5 separate regions of the Homo sapiens genome follow, and regions 1, 3, 4 and 5 are each linked to region 2. The links are chromatin contacts, found by Hi-C or POLR2A ChIA-PET in ENCODE. All regions are on one chromosome and are shown on one strand. Each heading gives the region's core, a stretch centred on a gene start or an enhancer-like site at or near the end of the contact. The rest is flanking DNA. Distances are from core to core; before and after follow the strand shown.

The links. Hi-C counts contacts between places; a loop is a spot of excess contacts on that map. ChIA-PET counts read pairs that join two places held with the same protein, here RNA polymerase II (POLR2A). Pooled maps may share reads with other maps.
Region 1: a loop to region 2 is called in a map of naive thymus-derived CD4-positive, alpha-beta T cell, with 8 times the contacts of the local background. The contact joins the promoter of USPL1 here to the promoter of POMP in region 2. A Hi-C loop is called at or near these places in 1 of 168 maps with a recorded cell type or tissue (naive thymus-derived CD4-positive, alpha-beta T cell), 1 of 37 single-sample maps with no recorded cell type and 10 of 50 pooled maps. POLR2A ChIA-PET finds 5 or more read pairs at or near these places in 1 of 52 experiments (activated T-cell).
Region 3: a loop to region 2 is called in a pooled map, with 2.9 times the contacts of the local background. The contact joins the enhancer-like site here to the promoter of POMP in region 2. A Hi-C loop is called at or near these places in 3 of 50 pooled maps. POLR2A ChIA-PET finds 5 or more read pairs at or near these places in 2 of 52 experiments (BJ and CD4-positive, alpha-beta T cell).
Region 4: a loop to region 2 is called in a map of CD8-positive, alpha-beta T cell, with 13 times the contacts of the local background. The contact joins the promoter of UBL3 here to the promoter of POMP in region 2. A Hi-C loop is called at or near these places in 1 of 168 maps with a recorded cell type or tissue (CD8-positive, alpha-beta T cell) and 9 of 50 pooled maps. POLR2A ChIA-PET finds 5 or more read pairs at or near these places in 1 of 52 experiments (activated B cell).
Region 5: a map of CD8-positive, alpha-beta T cell shows a loop between it and region 2 (13-fold over the local background). The contact joins the promoter of GTF3A here to the promoter of POMP in region 2. A Hi-C loop is called at or near these places in 3 of 168 maps with a recorded cell type or tissue (CD4-positive, alpha-beta T cell and CD8-positive, alpha-beta T cell) and 14 of 50 pooled maps.

What each region holds. Positions count from the first base shown.
Region 1 is chr13:30,616,625-30,619,324 of GRCh38, forward strand. It overlaps USPL1 (ubiquitin specific peptidase like 1), which reads left to right and starts at 1,296. Exons shown (of 9, transcript NM_005800.5): 1 at 1,296-1,432. It also overlaps a transcript of HMGB1 not described here. RefSeq lists enhancers at 694-763, 784-923, 974-1,303, 1,324-1,373.
Region 2 is chr13:28,657,797-28,660,496 of GRCh38, forward strand. POMP (proteasome maturation protein) reads left to right here and starts at 1,334. Exons shown (of 6, transcript NM_015932.6): 1 at 1,334-1,391. The coding sequence starts at 1,389. RefSeq lists an enhancer at 827-986 and a silencer at 1,207-1,266.
Region 3 is chr13:26,996,094-26,998,793 of GRCh38, forward strand. No RefSeq gene overlaps it. Among named protein-coding and RNA genes, the nearest start is that of USP12-AS1, 130 kb to the right of the region's middle. RefSeq lists an enhancer at 1,243-1,512. Within about 2 kb of position 1,403, at least 4 of the 41 ENCODE cell types and tissues checked have a DNase peak (open chromatin) inside an H3K27ac peak, as active enhancers do.
Region 4 is chr13:29,849,292-29,851,991 of GRCh38, forward strand. It overlaps UBL3 (ubiquitin like 3), which reads right to left and starts at 1,326. Exons shown (of 5, transcript NM_007106.4): 1 at 221-1,326. The coding sequence starts at 247. RefSeq lists enhancers at 432-501, 1,172-1,241 and silencers at 802-1,101, 1,372-1,481.
Region 5 is chr13:27,423,369-27,426,068 of GRCh38, forward strand. GTF3A (general transcription factor IIIA) reads left to right here and starts at 1,251. Exons shown (of 9, transcript NM_002097.3): 1 at 1,251-1,570. The coding sequence starts at 1,370. RefSeq lists silencers at 1,076-1,345, 1,356-1,415, 1,516-1,595 and an enhancer at 1,686-1,755.

The sequences.
Region 1 (2,700 bases), core at 46-2,545, 2.0 Mb after region 2:
ACATTAACAATCTAGTAAAGCAACAGAAAAAGGTAAACAAACTAACCAGCCTATTTTTGTCTGGAGAAACCCCAACAAACTGCTGGATTCCTTGGCCATTTGCATTCAGAAGTACCAAAAACTAAAATCCTTTTTACTAAATAATTTCTTCTACACGAGACTTGTTTCCTCCACACCACCCTATCCAAATTGTCAGCATTATTCCAGAATATAATCATTTAGTTTGAGACCACTAAAAAACCCCGCAGTCCAAAATACCAATTGTGGTTTTTCTGTAAAGAAATGGTCAGAAACTACAAATTGTTATCCTAGGACACAGAACCAATCGACCAAAAGGACTTCTGGAATATGCTGCCCCCAAGATTTAGAATGCACAGGCAGAAATAGCATACGCGGTCACGATGTCCCTTAAGCCACATGACCTTCCTACGAAAGCAAAGGCTTAAACTTATCAAATGAGAACTCCCCCTTTCTCTGAAGTTAAAACAAGGCAGGGCAGCTGGAATTAGAGCAGCAGGGACAGATCGGCTGTTGACTAGTCAGAACGGGTCGTGGAATGCAAAGTCCCTGCGCTTTCGCTGCTCCCCTTACCGTGAGAAGATCTGGGAGGGAGGAAAGGAGGAGAAACACCCCAGAATCCTGGTAGAAAAGCCCCTGGCCTCGAAGATGGGCTCTAGGGAGACAGGGAGGGGCAGCTCCGTGTGTGATGACCCTTTGTGAACATGCACTCTGTGGCAGCTTCAGCTCCACCGAGGCTTTGGGAGAGCGGACTACGGATGCCCGGCGCGGCCCAGCTGTGAAGGCCGCGCCGGCGGAGAGGGTCCATGGCACCCCCGCCGGCTTCGGAAGCCCTTCCCTCTCCCACCTCCGCGGGTCACCCCAGGAACCAGCGGCTCCCGACCACGCTCGCGCGGACCACGGAACAGCGACGCGCAAGCAGGTCTCTTTCGTCAGCGTAATCCCTCCGCAGAAAGCCGCGCACTAGTTTTAATCACGCCCCACCCCCTGGCCGCTGGCGCCACCTCCGCCACTCGGGCGCTTTCCAGCAGCTTCCAGAAACGTCGCCTCCCCAAACCCAGCCACTCACACATGGCGGGCTCAGCAGCCACCGGCCCCGCCCCTCCTCGTCGCCGCAGTCGCAACTGCGTCTGCGGCCACAGGGCGGACAGCCACGCCTCTGCGGAGGGCGACCGGAAGTGCTCACGTCTTCACCTTCCCCGCCACGCCACCGTCCTTTCAGGCCCAGCGTGCAGCAGGAAGGAGGACTCTTTTGCCGCGGACTCAAGCCGGAAGCCGCCTTCCTAGTGGAGACGCGAGTGGGGGAGGAGCAGTCCGAGGGGAACGTGGGTTGAACGTTGCAACTAGGGTGGAGATCAAGCTGGAACAGGAGTTCCGATCGACCCGGTACCAAGAAGGGGAGTGCCCGCGGCAGGTAAGGGAGAAGAGGGAGGGGTTTCTTTCCGCTCTCGAAATTGGGAAAAGAGACAGAGCTGGGATGACCTATGGGGTAGTCGGCGCGCTGAAAGGATGGGCTGGGCTGGGACGGGGTTCAAGTGGGAAAGGTTGATGATTAAGGTATAGAGTTGGACTTACAGATCCGTTTGGGCGCAGAGAGGTGAACGCTGAAGAGAAACCAGAGTTTGTTTTCGTTTTCCAAGGAGCGTGGAGATGGGCAGGGTTAACGGACCCTGCGCCTCCTTCGGCTTCTTAGTTTGGGTGTTGAAACTCACCTCCTTTGGTCCTGTTCGTCTCTGATTCAAGACAGTTGGGTTTGGTACCTGACAGGGCTGGGTGCAGAAAGCTGACCCTGTTCCTCGGCTTCCAGGTCGGTTGTGGCCTCGCTTTTGACAGTTCACGTGCCGAGCCTACTCGCTCTCGGAGGGCGAGCTCAAATGGGTGGGTTTAAGGCCCCCTCTTCGAACAGCTGTTTCCCTGGGTTTCTCCATTTTGCACACAGGAGTGTGAATTAAGTTTAATTGAATACTTTTTGCGATTCCCAGGGCCACCTTGACACGTTCATTGTGCTATCTAACTGGGTTCATGCTGGGCTAATAATTCACATTAAGGCTTCTGGAGTATAAGTGGTTCACAGAAGTATGAAAAGGGGATGTTAGAAGAAAGATGCTGGGGGTGAAGTAGAGTTGAGGAAGACAGAACTGGAAAGCTAGGTTGGTTTCACAGTACAATGAGCTTTAGGTCATAATACTACCTTTAGGTTATATTGGGCTGTTTGGACGGAGTTTGCTGTAATCAGGCTAGAGTAAATAGAGAATTTTAAACTAAGCATTGACAGGCTCAGACTTGTAGAGGCATCATTTTGACAGTGATATGGAAGGGAAAGAGGTAGAGATTTGAGACCTTTCCAAAGAACTGTCCACAGAATTTGGTGACTTACTGTGCGAAGAGGGAAATAAAGAATAGGGAACAACTCAAGACTTTCTAGTCTGTGTGTTTGGAAGGATGGAGACGCCCACATTTAAGTGAGATATGGGAAGGAGGAGCAGATTGTTTTTGAAGGGAGGAAGAGCAGTTACTTAGGGTCAAATTAAGTTGTAAAATCCCCCCCGGGATTTTGTATGTAAGTCAAAGTGAATTGTATTTGGAAGAAGAACTGGGGAGCCCACCTCTGGTATTTTTTTTATGTCCCTCATATGGACAAATAAACCTCTGGTATTAAATGAATTTTCTTTTGGGGGATTC
Region 2 (2,700 bases), core at 84-2,583:
ACCATGGCAGTGGATATACATAACATATATGGCCTTATCATTTTCCTCTCTCAAATCCTTCGATGGCTTTTTAAAGACAAAGCCTCATCCTTAATCTTGCCTACAAAGGCTGCATAAAAAACCTGTAGCTAGGTCCCATGATGCACGCCTGTAGTTCCCATTACTCAGCCGGCTGCAGCAGGAGAATCGCTTGAGCCCAGGAGTTCAACGCAGACCTGGGCAACATAGCTAAACCCTATCATTATTTAGAACAAACAAACAAAAACAACAACAAAAACCACTTGCCTCCATCTACTTACAACCTCATCTCACAGTACTCTCCACTTTACTTTCTGAACTTTAGCCAGACTTAGGCCTTCTTTCCAGTTCCGTTTTTGCACAAGCAGATCTGCACGTAATGTTGTTTTAAATATCCTACTACCCCAAACTAGTTCGCTCTTATCTTTTAGCTGTCAGTCCAAAGATTCCCTAAGATGTCTCCATCCTGTGGCAGCAGACTATAAGGCCGTTTTATTACATTATATTTGAACAATACAGAATAGTGTAATGAGCATGGATTCTAGACTCATAAATATGTCCTTAGGCATATTTATTTAAGCCCTTCATGTCTCGGTTTCTTCACCTGTAAATTGTACTTGTAAGGTTATTGAAAAGATTAAAAGAGATAAAGGATGTAAGCACTTAGAACTGTGTTGATAACGCAATTCAAAGGGCCCAACATATGTCGGTCATGATCACATTTACTTAATTTGTAGTCACTATCGTCCCCTCTCTCCCCTCTAGCCTCCGGAGTACCCCTGCTCCTCTAGCCCAGAGGCCACACCGGCCTGGTCCTTTTTTGTATTCCTAGCCTCAGCACAGGGTTCGGAACATACCAGGCCTTCAATATTATGTTTTTTAAAAATGACAAAAGCCTTGTGTCCCAATTTTGCTTTATTAGCCGAACGATCTCAAGCAAATCACTCAAACCACCTACGCCTCGTTTACCCTTCTGTGAAATGTAATAGCTACCTCAGAGAGGTTTTGTGTTAAATAAGGCGATGTACCTACAAAAGCACACTGCACATCTTAAAATGCCGTACAAACCGTAGATGTTTATTAATAAACCGGAGTCCGTGTCTTCCCTCCCCTCAGGCACGTCTCGTCCCGACCCCTCCCTCCTCCCAGCCCACACCCTTACTGCGCCCTTGGCCCTGGGTCCCTTGGGATTGCAAGCGTGGGAGCCTCGGCCCCGCGCAGCTCCCTCCGGCGTCCCGCGCCCTCCTTCCTTCCTCGCCAGGACGGACGCACTTCCGGCGGATGTGGGGGCCAGCCCTCGGAAACGGAAGTGAGCGGCGGGGTCGACTGACGGTAACGGGGCAGAGAGGCTGTTCGCAGAGCTGCGGAAGATGGTGAGTGGGTACCCGGGCGGCTGGAGTTCCACGCGGGCTCGGGACCGTGGCTCGGCAGAAACAGGCAGTCGCCTCCCAACCCGTCCCCGGTGGCGGCGGCGGCGGCAGCGTGGGGCTGAGGCCGGCCTCAGGCGCCATAATCTGTCGAGTCACGGGGTTTGGGTGGGTCGTGACTGTCGCCGGGGCCCGGCACTAGTCCCACTAGCAGTGCTTCGGCTTCATCCTGCTCCTCTTAGCTCGGTTTGCGCCCTTCCATCCCTTAGACCCCAGCAGGCCCAGACCTCCTCCCCTTACTTGGCGCAGAAGTGGAAAAGGCAGCCGTGAAAGTGCAACGTTCTGTGGGGTGGCGCTGGCGACCCTTTCCTTGACGGGTAACCTCTGGGAGCCCAGAGCTCTCAGACTCCTCATCTCCCCCAGCCCCCGCCCTTGTAACTGCCTAGTAAACAGCCCACAACTATAGGTCGCATTTGTGTAACGCAGCTTTGCTCTACAAACTTTTTTGAGAGCTTGTAGTGTGCTAGATGTTAGAGGGGAAAAAATCAGACAGTTGCTATTCCCTGTTTGCCAGTATTGTTAGTATATCTCCTCCCTCCTTCTCCTCCCCACCACTTTCTCTTTCTTTTTAACTTAGAAGTTGTGGTATTTGAGAAGAACACTGAGTCACCATTGCCACAGACTCTGATATCGGTACTGCTGGTAGGCCATCCATCCAAATCTAGAAAGTTTCTATTGGTAAATACTGCTAATCGTTATCTAAAAAGTTTTTTAGGCACTCTCAAATGTAACTAGTAGTTAGGTTTTCGTAGATTTGCCTTTCTCGGCTCCTTCCTTTATTAGAAACAGCAAGTACTAATCTTGATATTTTACAGAAGGAAATTGGGAAAAATGACAATAACAGAATCCAGAAGTCAGAATTCACCTTTTCTTTGTGCGTTGAAACCTTGTTACTTTACAATAAAGCAGTCCAGAAGGAGGAGAATGTTCATATAGGGAAGTAATAGAAGATACATTTGGAAAGCAACAATCACACATCTCTGCTGAAGGTCCCCAACTTCTGGTGGTTCAACAATCTTCTGACTTTATGATGGTGTGAAATCCATACACAGTCAGTAGAGGCCATATTTGAGTACCAATACAGCCATTCTGTTTTTCACTTTCAGTACAGTATTCAATAAATTACATGAGATACCCAGTACTTTTTAATAAAGTAGGCTTTGTATTAGATGATTTTGGCCGACTGTAGGCTAGTGTAAGTGTTCTGAGCACATTTAAGGTAGGCTAGGCTAAGGCCTGATGTTTAGTAGGTTAG
Region 3 (2,700 bases), core at 153-2,652, 1.7 Mb before region 2:
TCTTCTTTAGTGAAATATCTATTCAAGTCCTTTAGATGTTTTTGCATTGAGTGTTGACTTTTTTGTTGTTGAGTTTTAGGAGTTCTCTATATATTTTGGATATTAATCCCTTATCAGGTATGTAATTTGCAAATATTTTCTCCCACTCTGTAAGTTGTCACTTTACAGTATTTATAGTATCTTTTGATGCACAAAAGTATTTAATGGTCATGAAGTCCAGTTTATTTATTTTTTTAACCTGTGCCTTTGGTGTTATACAAAGGAAATCATTAGCAAATCCAATATCATGAAGTTTTCCCTATGTTTTCTTATAAGAGTTTTATAGTAATAGCTCTTACGTTTAGGTCTTTGATTGATTTTGAGTTAATTTTTGTATATGATGTTAAGTAAGGCTGCAACATTATTCTTTTGCATGTGAATATCCAGTTTCCCCAGCACAGTTTGTTGAAAAGACTGCCCTTTCCCCATTGAATGGTCTTGACACCCTTGTTGAAATCATTCAACCATATATGACAAATCAACCAAAAATGGTTTATTGGGCTCTCTATTTCATTCCATCTGTCTATATGTCTCTCTTTATGCCACTGCCACACAGTTTTGATTAGTGTAGCTCTGTAATAAGTTTTGAAATCAGGGAGCATGTGTCCTCCAACTTTGTTCTTTTTCAAGATTTTCTTGGCTGTGGTATTTTTAGCTTTAATTTCACCATCTGCAAAATGGGGATGATATTTGCACCTGCCTCACTGGATCACGTGTGTGTGTGTGTGTGTGTGTGTGTATTAAATGAGGTAAGATGCGCAAAGCACTTAGCATTTTGCCTGGAATATAGTAAGTTATATATTTAAAATATTTAAAATTTCTATTAACATAAAATGATACAAAAATTCTTTAAGGATTTATTGCCTCTTCCAAACTGTGGAATTCCCACAACTGTGATGTATCTTTTGTGACACGTACATCTCTGAGAAGACTCATTTAGAATCTATTACTAAATACTAGGGTACATGTCAGCTTCCCTGTGTTTACTGGTCCCATCTCAGCATGAACAACTCTAGACTAGGGAAGTCACACCAGTGTTCAAACCAAGCTTTGCCACATCATAACCAAACCCCAGGATGAGACAGTCTCTCTGTGCTTTTGGTTTTTTAATATTTTTTAAATGGGCATAATAATACTTTCTTCAGAGTCTTTTAGGGTGGGGGCAGGTGAGGGTGAGTTTATGTAATGTGTATGGAAAGCCTTAGCTCTGCACCTTGCACAGTCAGCACAAAATAAATTCCTCCTGCCTGCCCATCTCTCCCTGTCCCCTTTCAATTCTGCTTCAGACAGCTTGTTTCATAGCTTTTCTGCATCTCCCATGAAAGAGGCGCATGCCACGGTCTCTGACATGAGAGAATTCACTATCTCTTTAAGGAAACAAGAATAACCTCCTAAAACAGAAGCAAAACAACCCCACATCCTGCCCTTGAGGAAGCGCCACGTCCCTAAGGGTTTGAGGAGTTGACCACTGGTTCAGCAGTCACCAGGCCCTGCTCAGCCAGGCATCTGAAGACCATGGTGTTCTATGTTCTAAAACACGTCCCAAGGGCTCATTTACATATTCATCAGGAAGTAGCAATTGAGGGTCTGCCACCCAGATTTGGACCCACCTGTCCCCCTGTCTCATACGAAGGCAGATCAGCACAAAAATACAATCCAGAATGATGAGTGCAGTGGGGTTAGAGCTGGATCTAACACCAGCCTCCATCTGCTTCTGTTTCCTGAGCTTCTTCAAGGAAAAAAAAAAAAAAAAAAGCTAGAAACACAGAATTTTCTCTCTCTCTCCTTTTTTTTTTTTTTTTTTTTTAGGCATCTGGTCCTGGCTGGAGTGCAGTGGCAAGATCTTGGCTCGCTGCAACCTCCATCTCCTGGGTTCGAGCAATTCTCCTGCCTCAGCCTCCCTAGTAGCAGAGACTACAGGCATGCGCCACTATGTCCAGCTAATTTTTGTATTCTTGCAGAGACAGGGTTTCACCATGTTGGCGAGGCTGGTCTCAAACTCCTGACCTCAAGTGATCCACTCATCTCGGCCTCTCAAAGTGCTGGGATAACAGGCATGAGCCACCACGCCCAGCTGAAACACAGAATTTTCCTAGTGAGTTAGGTCCAAGTGACAGAGCAACCCACAAGTTTTCCAGGTACCGTGTTATTGTGTGGATGCCCCCAGCTTGAGGTGCAGATTGTCTGGGAAAGCCCTGAACCCTCTCCCCTCAGGCACGAGCATGAGGCTACCTGAGGAGGGACCGGAGAGGTGGGTCAGCAGTTCCCTCCTCTCTGCTGCCCAGAAGTTCGACAGGAAAAACAACATCCTAAGGCACCAGCAGTCGTGCAAGAACAAAGCTTCCAGCCCAAGGTTCTTCGCACTTCCTCTTCCCTTGCTCCACCTAAGTCTTCGTCTCTGTGAAGTGATGTGCAGTTGCTGTGCTGGGAAACAAATCTCCTGACTCTGACATAAAAGGACGTGTTTTGTGCCTTGCTTAGTTTCAAAGGTGAAGTCAATAAAACATCGATGATGCTGGCACCATGGACAGGAATAATGCCCCCAGGGCCCCTTCTAATTATTGGCTGTAAAATTTTGTATTCCGCCTTGAAAGAATGTGAACAGTTACTCTGTTAAATTAATGGGAAAACTGTCCAAAGTATGAGATAATTAATAGTTTA
Region 4 (2,700 bases), core at 76-2,575, 1.2 Mb after region 2:
ATCTTCAATGCTTTAGAAAACACGACCAAATGAGAGAACCCATATTAAAAGCAGTACTTCCTAAAAGGGGGAAACCAGAAGCTCCAACTTCTCCAAATCGCTCAGCACAGTGGCTTTTCGACAGTCCCCAGCAAATCTTCGCCCCACGCCTGCCGTCTTTCCGATTAAATAAGATTGGAAACCACAATTAAATCAGTGTCATAACTTATCCGTCACTTACCATATCCGCCGGGACATTACTGGACATCTTGCCGTTTGATATACACCCAGATGTTTACGAAAAAAACAAACAAAGAAAAAAGAGCAGAAGTCTTCACGTTACAGAAATAAACCACGATTTTGACTGGTTCGTGATGTGCTTTCTCCCCCAAAAATAAAGTTATTTTGGAGCCAAAGTGCCGGTCAGGCCGAGGTTCTGGTTCGAAGAGGAACAATCCCCAGGAGCTGTGTGGCCGGAGCAGGAGGAAACTCCCGGGACAGCAGAGGCAGCCCCCGTCGTCGTCGTCGTCGTCAACAGCAGCAGCAGCCCCAGGACCGGCCGCGCCAGGTGGACCGAGCCGAGTGACACACGGACATGGAGAGGGGTGGGAGGGGGTTAAATGCGCCTTCCTCCTTTCCCAGCCCCGGCAATGATTCACACTTGCTCCCGAGTCAAGTCCTCATTAAGCAGGAGAAAAATGCCCCAGCGTGGATGTACACAGATAACTATGTAGCTACACATCGACGCGTGAGCCTTGAGTGGCGGCCGAGCGGTGGCCGGACGCTGGCCGCGGACCCTGCAGAGCCGCTGTCGGAGCGCCCGCGCGGACAGCGCGGGGAAACGGCTCAACTCGCGCCGCGGGGGCGAAGAGCCGGGCCGCGGAAACCCGCGCTCAAGGGCATTTAACTAGTTGGAAGCCAAAGCGAAAGACCGGAGCGGGGGACCGACAGCGCGGGGGTGCTCGGGGCCGGCCGGGACACTCCACAGCCCCTCTGGGCTCAGGCCGCGGGCGCCTCCGGACAGCAGCTGGGGTCGGGGCGCATCGTCTCCGGCTCCTCGCCACTCCTCTTCTGCCTCCGCCTTCCCCGCCGCCGCCTCCCCGGTCTCCGCCTTCCCTTCCCCTCCCCTCCCCGGCCTCGCGAGCTCCGGGCGACGCCGACTTCGGCTGGTCCCCGGAAGAGGCCGGGTCCTCCTTCTCCTCAGCCCGGGAATGGTTTCCTCTCAGAGCTTTGTTTCTCCTCCTCCTCCTTCACTTTTCAGTCCCACACGCCGCGGCCGCCTCCTGTCATCGCCTCTCAAACCAACATGGCGGCAGCGGCGGCGGCGGCGGCTGCCTGAGTGCGACTAAGGGAAACGGGGAGAGCACGGGCCCCCCCTCGCAGCAGCCGCCGCCCCCGTCCTCGTCCTCCCTCCGCGGACACCAAGTGCGTCACCACGGAGACCATTCCCTCGAGCATCACGGGAAGTGTAGTCTACGAGGGTGGGGGGGGGAGGGAGCCGCCGAACGCCTCCTCACCCAGCTCCGAAGCCACGCCCCCCATAGCAACAGTTGCGAGGAAAGGAAAGCTCCCTTTCCCTTGCTTTGGACAAGCTGCTGCCCAGGAGTTAAGTGATACCTGCTACCAGGAGTGCTGTGATCATGAGAATTGTTGGGAGAAAATAATTCTGCATAGAGAAATTCCCTTATGCACGATATGCACACAGAGCTAAAATATGCTGTACCTCCAAGCAGAATCATTCATTTTAATTACAGCACATTCTCCACATCCTGCAATCTCAATGCATTTTGTAGAGTGATTTCATCTAGGTCTCCTCAACATTACATTTTGAAGAACAAAAGCAATCATTGATTTCCAATAAGGTCACATAAGTTCAACAGGAACAAGGATCTCATTAAGCAGTGAGAATATTTGAACATGTGTTTCCTTGAAGACCCAGGGCAATAAAGCTACAATCTACTTAACTGAAATTACCAAAACTGTATTACATACAACAGTGTTATTATATCAAATCTGTATCAGGAAATAGCTACTACAAACTTCATGGGGATTCACCAGTTTACCCATCTGGACCCTAAATTCTATTCTATGTAACTCATAATGTAATTGAAAACCTATATGCCTTGCAGTGATTAGCAAATAGGAGAAAATAATGCCATTGTTGAGACACCATTCAGATGGACATTTGTGATTTCTGCATTTTGTTCCTAAATCTGAGGTCAACATCTGAATCCCTATTCATATCTCTTAGTCCTTTGACAGAGTACTTTAGAAAGGGCAGTCTCAATATGATGCCTATATATAAATGCCAATGAATTTAGAGTCTGAAAGCCACCTCTCCAACCTACAGCTGTGTGACCTCATCTGTAAAATGGTCTTGCCTACCTTCCGGGGTAAAGTAGGGGTAGTTATGAGGATGAGTTCATGCATGGGAAATAAATCACTTTGTAAATAATAATGCATCATTTGATATGAAATGTCACTACTCATTCTCTCATTCAGCAAACAAATGTGCCAGGCACTCTGCTAGGCACTAGGAGTTTAAAAATGAGTCACTGTAGCGAACAGCAGCATCATGTGGCAGAAATGCCAAGGTCTTGGGTTGGCAATGGGGGTTATTACATCCTTGTCTATAGGGCTGTTGAAAAGAGGCAGAATCCAGTCACTGTCCTCAGGGAGCTCATTGTCTAGAAGCCTACGTGATTCCCCACAGCAATCTCT
Region 5 (2,700 bases), core at 1-2,500, 1.2 Mb before region 2:
GAACTGGCGCAAGAGAAACCATTTTAGAATTCCGGAGTTGTGGGAGGGATGAGTGTAGAATTCTCCCATCCATGGACAGGGGCTAGAGTGGCAAATGAAGAAAGCAACAGGTGGACCCAAGGCATAGACACTCTCACAGCCCCGTTATCTTGAGACGGAGGATGACACAGGCGTTATCAACTTTCCCACTTTCAAGATGAGCAGACTGAGGCAAAGGAGTGTTTATGAACTGGAATACTCAGTTCATAAGCACTGATGTTAAGCCCTGGCTTGTTTCCAGAACTGCACTGCTGTGCAGGGACCTGTTCATCACATTCCGACAAGGGCTTAATGATTCGGAATAATGCAGGATGTGAAAAATATGGATCTGGCGAACATCCCCCAAGTCATCCTGCCAGTTATCTGTATCCAAGGACATTTTTTAGGCATGTGGTCCTCATAAACTAAGATACTCATATTCATTCAGGCCTCTCAAAAGTGCTTCTCAGGTTTTGATATGCACTGAATCACCTGGAGATTTGTTTCAAGTAGGTCATCAAGGCTCTAGGGCAGTGTTCCCAAACTTTTCCTTTTTTTTTTTTTTTTTTTCCAACCACCTGGTCAGTTTGCCGGGGTGGGGAAGGGTAGGATGGGGAGACATCTGTATTTATTCTTTTAGAGCTCGGGGTCTCACTCTGGGCTCAAGCGATTCGCCCGCGTACCTGGGACTACAGGTGCGCACTACTGTGCCAGGATAGTGGTTCCCAAACTTTTCTGCGCATTGAAATCACCTAGGAAGTTTCCAAAAATACTGATGCCTGTTTCCTACCCCCAGAAATTGTGATTTAAGTGGTCCAAGTATCCTCTAGGCTTCGGGATTTTGTAAAGCTCTCCACGTGAATCTGAGCTTAGGAACCTCTGAACTGGGGCTTGCAGCAGAAGCACGTAAAGCACGCAAAGAAACGAAACCACACAGGTCACACTAGTAATGTGGCAACAGGCTAACTTAAATTATGTAAGGCTAGTGCTTTCCAGAGTGTACTGGAGGACGGGAAACAAGCCCCATTTAAGCAGTGCCTCGGGATTTGAGTTGCCTGTGAAACGCAGCAGCCTTCTGCCGAGGACGCAGAAACCCCCGCCTCTCATCCAGGGCTGACAGGGCACGGGCCGCGAGCCGCGGCGGGGCCTCCTGGCGCATGCGCGATCTCCCGGAGCATGCGCAGCAGCGGCGCCGACGCGGGGCGGTGCCTGGTGACCGCGCGCGCTCCCGGAAGTGTGCCGGCGTCGCGCGAAGGTTCAGCAGGGAGCCGTGGGCCGGGCGCGCCGGTTCCCGGCACGTGTCTCGGCACGTGGCAGCGCGCCTGGCCCTGGGCTTGGAGGCGCCGGCGCCCTGGATCCGCCGGCCGTGGTCGCCGAGTCGGTGTCGTCCTTGACCATCGCCGACGCGTTCATTGCAGCCGGCGAGAGCTCAGCTCCGACCCCGCCGCGCCCCGCGCTTCCCAGGAGGTTCATCTGCTCCTTCCCTGACTGCAGCGCCAATTACAGCAAAGCCTGGAAGCTTGACGCGCACCTGTGCAAGCACACGGGGGAGGTGAGGGGGGCGAGGCTGCCAACCCTGGGCCTAGGGATGGCGCGTGGCCCCGGGGTAGCCACTGCAGTCGTGGCCAGGGCCGCAGGCCCCGCTGTGCAGCGCGTTCAGCTTTGACATCCAGGACTTGGGGAAGGAGCTGAGGAAGTAGACAGGAAGTTGTAGGACCTTCGTTCTGCGACCTTGATATCCATGGCAGGGGCTCGGGATTTACTAAGCAGTCATTGATCGTGAGTCTCGGCCAGCCAAGTGCCTCCCGTAATCTGCAAATAAGTGTGAGGTTTGAGGGGGCCCACCGCTACTAGACACCTGCCAAACACTGGCCCCTGGAGCTGGTACAGAAGATGGGTTACATGTACCAGGGGTCGTGAAAGCAGCATGTGCTCATTTCTTCGTAACTCCACACTGGAGAGAGCAGTGAGCAAAACAGGCAAACCCAAGGTTTCTGCTGCCATGGACCTTTGTTCCTGGGTCGAGCCGACCACAGGATAGGTGGGAATGACATGCAGTGTTGTGGTCAGGAAAGGCCTCTCTGTGTGAGCCGTGTAAGAAGGAAGGATCTAGCCATGCAGACATTTGTGCTAGGTAGAGAGAACACAAAGGGAGCCTGTGACCCTTGGGGTGGGAGGCAGGTGGGTGTGTTTGGGTGCGGAGATCACCATATGAGGTCTGAGAAGTAGGCCCATTAGGAGTTTGGATTTTATTTTGAGGGCAGGAGAATGTCAGATACCATGATATGACGTGGCAGCCCATGTCACACACAAGTGAGGAAAACGAGGGTCATGGAGGTCAAGGAATCTGCCCAGCTTCCCAGTTTTTGGCAGAGCTAGGCTTCACACTGCCTCAGCTTAAAGCCCTTAATTTCTTAAACCACTGGGCTGCAGTCCATACCTTTGCCCCTTGCACCTCCTCTAATTTATGGGCCACCTTCTCCAGGTGTCCTCCGGGGCCTCATTCCTTAACCTCTCCAGCACTGGAAGGCCGACCGCTTCTTCCTTGAGACCTTCTCTGGTTCTTTTCCTCTTCCTCGTCTGCCCTTTTCGTTGGATCCTCTTCTGCCCTCTGCATGTTCCACCCCGCCCAGCTCCCTCTTGCGGTCTTACATAGCCACCGGCATGACTCATAACATCCTT